2 separate regions of the Homo sapiens genome follow, and region 2 is linked to region 1. The links are chromatin loops, found by intact Hi-C in ENCODE. Cell type or tissue: PC-3. All regions are shown on one strand.

Evidence for each region. Peaks named below come from ENCODE experiments on the same cell type or tissue, not always from the same donor. Only the 100,000 strongest peaks of a DNase experiment are listed, where the experiment ranks them.
Region 2: a loop joins it to region 1, with 2.5 times the contacts of the local background. A loop is called at or near these places in 5 of 110 quality-filtered maps.

What each region holds. Positions count from the first base shown.
Region 1 is chr20:19,711,303-19,713,802 of GRCh38, forward strand. All of the region lies in intron 15 of SLC24A3 (solute carrier family 24 member 3), which reads left to right. Among named protein-coding and RNA genes, the nearest start is that of RIN2, 46 kb to the right of the region's middle. RefSeq lists an enhancer at 1-501. In PC-3, no CTCF peak of the experiment used is centred here; no DNase peak of the experiment used is centred here.
Region 2 is chr20:19,774,676-19,777,175 of GRCh38, forward strand. The region is part of intron 1 of RIN2 (Ras and Rab interactor 2); the gene reads left to right. Among named protein-coding and RNA genes, the nearest start is that of RIN2, 18 kb to the left of the region's middle. In PC-3, no CTCF peak of the experiment used is centred here; a DNase peak (open chromatin) is centred at 1,296; H3K27ac peaks cover 2,130 bases.

The DNA.
Region 1 (2,500 bases):
GCACACATACAAACGCACACACATGCATGCACACGTGCAAACATACCACACACATGCATGCACACATGCAAGCAAACGCACACATATCCACACATGCAAACACACAGGCAAATGCACACACACATGCAAACACATGCAGGCAAACGCGTGCACACACACACATGCACAAATGCAAACACATGCAGGCAAATGCACACACGTGCATGCAAACATGCAGGCAAACACACACATGCATGCAAACATGCAAACATGCAGGCAAACGCACACACGTGCATGCTCACATGCAAACACATGCACACAAACACACACACCCATGCTCAGAATCACCAGCAGATGCTTTTTTCTTTTTTTTTTTTCGACAAGAGTTTCACTCTGTCGCCAGGCTGGAGTGCAGTGGCTTGATCTCAGCTCACTGCAACCTCCGCTTCCAAGGTTCAAGCAATTCTCCTGCTTCAGCCTCCCAAGTAGCTGGAACTACAGGTACGCATCGCCATGCCCAGCTAATTTTTGTGTTTTGAGTAGAGACAGGTTTTCACCATGTTGGCCAGGATGGTCTTGATCTCTTGACCTCGTGATCTGCCCGCTTTGGCCTCCCAAAGTGCTAGGGTTACAGGTGTGAGCTACCGCGCCTGGCCGCAGATGCTCATTTTGTTTGTTTGTTTGGGGTAGGGTTTTGCTCTGCCACCCAGGCTGGAGTGCAGTGGTGGGATCACAGCTCACTGTAGCCTCGACCTTCCCAGCTCAAGTGATCCTCCCACCTCACCCTTTCAAGTAGCTGGGACTATAGAGACACTCCAACAGAACTGGCTAATTTTTATTTTTATTTTTTGTAGAGTTGAGGTCTCACTATGTTGCCCAGGCTGGTCTTTAACTCCTAGATTCAGGCAACCCACCTACATCACCTTCCCAAAGTGCTAGAATTGCAGGCATAAGTCACCACGCCTGGCCCAGATGCTCATTTAAACATACAGTATGTGGAGCCAGGGACTGGAGGGGTGAGGGAATTAGGTGCTAGAGTGAGGAAAAACTCACGAGCCAGGCATCTGCCCTCTGAGCATTTGGACCTGCTGTTCTGGTAAGAACATGCCCCAACCCAAGCACAAGCAGGACGACATCAGCACCATAGGGACAATAGTGAACTTGGAAGAGGCAAAAGGACTTATGGCAGGATGGGCAGAGTAGAGGTGGGAAGGAGGTGAGACCCCCACCTAGCTAGACCGAAAGTCTCAAAGAGGGCACAGGAGTGTGCTTAAGGTGCTGACTACAGAGAAGGGGTGCTAGGATATGAGACAGTGACATGAGGTCCTTAGCAGAGCTCCTGGCCCTCCTCGATCTTCATTAATGGCTAGCCTGTCAGGAAGGAGGAGCCCTACAGGCCTCTTTTCATTTTGCTTTTGAATTATAAAAGTAATACACATTAATAGCCCAAAACTGGAAGTGGCCCAGATGTCCATCAACAGGAGCATAATTAAACACACCGTGGCATATTTACACTGCTGTAAAAATAAATGAGCTGTTGATGCAATGAAAACATTGAAGGAGTCTTTAAAAATGATGCGGATATAAAAGAGTACACGCTGCAGGATTCCATTGCTATGAAGCTCTAGGACAGGCTGAACTGCCTTGTGGTAGAGAAACAGGGCAGTGCCTGCCTCAGGCAAGGCTTACAGAAGGGCACCTGAGAACTTTCTGGAATGACAGAAGTGTTCTGAGCCATGGTAGAGTTTGAGTTACATGGGTGTATGCATTTCTCAGAACCTGTTGAATGGTACAATTTTGTGGTGGGAATTTTACCATGTAAAATGGCATCTAAGAATAAAAGACCCATGAATTGTGAATGAACTCTACTTAATGAGATGCAGGCAGGAGTGCTGAGGGGTGAAATGGCCTGGTCTCTGCAGTTTACTTTGAAGTTCCCACAAGCACACGTGGACATGCCCTGCTCTTAAAAAAATAAGATGGTATAATTCTTCCAACTTTCCTGAATGCTTGAAAACTTCCATAGCAGCATGCTGGGTTTAAAAACACTACATAGACTCAAAATAATTTAAGTAAAGTGGGGAAGGGAGAGAGAGTACATTGGGCAGAGACCACATTGCTTCTGGAACATTATCCAGGGAGTGGCATCCGGGGTCTCTCTGCTTCCAACCTCACTCTGACCAGTCCCTGCTGCCCCACAGAACACTGGCCTCCTTATAATGCATATTCCAAATGAGACTTCATGGACATGCCTTATTCATTCATCAGTTACGTTTTAAGCACGTGGTCTGTGCCCAGCCCTCTGCCAGGTGGAGGGTAAAGTCAGACGTGGTTCCTACCCTTGCGGTGTCTGTAATCTAGTAAGCTATTGTTCAGTGATAGGTTTAGAAAAGAAGCAGCCTCGGGTGCAAGGAAGTGGACCCAGCCCCCAATTATTCAGAAGGTATTACACACCAGGCCCTGTTCAACAGTTTTAACGTGGATTAATTCAGTTCAACCTCATAAGCACCAACAAAGCAGG
Region 2 (2,500 bases), 63 kb after region 1:
ACCCGCTTTGTACTTCCCTGAATCTCCATGGCCATTGTCCCATTCCAAGCCATTGTTCTCTCTTGTGAATAGGATGATGTAATAGGATTTGGTGTTACAAAGTTCACCCTGACTGCTGATCACAGACAGCATTTCAGTGGAGCAAGAGTGGCCTCAGTGAGACCAGATAGGAGAAGACTGTGATCATTCAGAAACTGGTCCCTGGCTAGAGGAAAGAATTGGAGGCAAAATTTGGAGAATGACCCAGCAAAGCTGTGGTGAATTAGATGTGAGGAGAGCAGAAGAGTCAAGGATGGCCCATTACTGACCACCCACATTCATGGAGGCATTATTTAAGGAGATGATCAATCTGGTAGGAAAAGAAGCCAGAGCAATACAGAGTTCCACTTCGTATGTGTTAAGTTTGATGAGCCTGTGAAAACCCAAGGAGGTGTTAAATATCTGGGAGTCTGGAGCTTGAAAGAGAGCTTTGGGCTACAAATGCATTGGTAGCAGTTTTCAGAATATAGAAAGCCTAAAGAGGATAAAATTGTCTAAGAAAAGGATATGGAGATGTTATCCTAGGGTTAACTCGTGTAATAGGATGGCAATAAGTGCAAAATTTTATGTTGCCAACTATGGTCTCCAAAGTCTGTGAAAACGTGGCAGTGCAAAGGTTGACTGCTGGTTCATTTCACTAAATTGCGTATCTTCCCTGCAAATGGGGCCCCCATTGAAGTCGGTATTTTGGATGTTAGCATCTGGCTCCCTCAACTGCAGAGGATTTCTGACTGGTGGAGGTATGCCTACCCTTCCAATTTGGGGCTGAGGACACCACCTGATTTCAAAAAGAGACTGTAGATAGACTGCTGAGAGGTGACATCACTAATTTATTAAGCACATGTGTGTCACTCATATACTTGCCACAGTCCATGTGCTATTTATTGTATACTTACACCAGTCTTGAAGATGAGTATTTTTACCCAATTTACACTGGAAAAACAGAGGCTTAGAGAACACAAGCATTTGCTGAAGTTCATGTTAATCAGTGGTAGAACAGGTCTTGGACCAGCTCTGTCCACTGACAGAGTCCAAACTCCTAAGTGCCAAGCTGTACTGCTTCTCCCAAAGCAAACAGCCTAAGGAGTATGTCCGCCCCAGGGCCCTCCATTGCTTAGCTGAGTATGGGACTCAGCTGCAGTTAGGAGCCTCACCCTCCACAGGCTGTCAGAGCCTCCGGCTTCGCTCCACCCAGGCAATCTGGTTTTACAGTTTCCTTCTCAAATAGAAATACTAATACTAACAAATATTTTTGTGATGTGTATAGCTTATTAAAGACTTACCCAGGCGTTCTCTGGCCTCAATCTTTTATGTGCCCTAAAGTCAACCATTAACTTCTTTTCATTTCCTTGGTATGTAAACCAAAAATAAAACTCTAAGTCCCCCAACTAACTGATGGACCCCTCCCCTTGGCCAAAGGCATTCCAAAGTTAACCAGAAAAACTAGCTCAGGCCATGATGGGAAGTGGGAGTCGGACATGCCTCATTATACCCTCCTCCCTTTGGGAATTCAGGCACAGCTGACCAACATTAACATCAACACAGAAACCTTAAGACTGATAGAACAGATTCTTGAAGTCTGATGAGAAACATTTACCATCTCTTCTCTCTGAAGCTTGCTACCTGGAGGCTTTATTTGCATGACAAAACTTTACTCTCCACAACCCCTTATTGATTCCAGGTCTTTAGATAATAACTCTTGCAACCAATTGCCAATCAGAAAATCTTTGAATGTGGCCAGGCACTGTAGTTCACGCCTGTAATCCTAGCCCTTTGGGAGGCTGAGGCAGATGGTTCACCTGAGGTCAGGAGTTCGAGACAAGCCTGGCCAACATGGTGAAACCCCATCTCTACTAAAAATGCAAAAGTTAGCTGGGCATGGTGGCGGCTGCCTGTAGTCCCAGCTACTCGGGAGGCTGAGGTGGAAGAATTGCTTGAACCCAGGAGGTGGAGGCTGCAGTGAGCCGAGATCACGCCACTGCGCTCCAGCCTGGGTGACAGAGTGAGACCCTGTCTCAAAAAAAAAAAAAAGAAAGAAAGAAAAAATCTTCAAATCTGCCCACAGCCTGGAAACCCCTTCCCTTCCGATTTTCCTGCCTTTCCAGACGAAACCAGTGTACATCTTACATGTATTGATTATGTCTTAGATGTATTGATGTCTTATGTCCCCCTAGAATGTATAAAACCAAGCTGTAGCCTGACACCTTGGTCACATGTTCTCAGGATCTCCTTGGGCTCTAACTCAGGCCACTGATCACTCATATTTGGCTCAGAATAAATCTCTTCATATATTTTACAGAGTTGGACTCTTTTTGTTGACAGATAAAATAGGAAAAGGAGTGAGGGAGGAAGGAGGAGGTGTTCAGGGGCGGGTCCATCCGGGAGGGAATTGTTTTATCCTGGCTTCTCCCTCCATCCTTCATGGTAGAGTGTTGGTCTTTTTAAATGTAGGAGGTTTAGA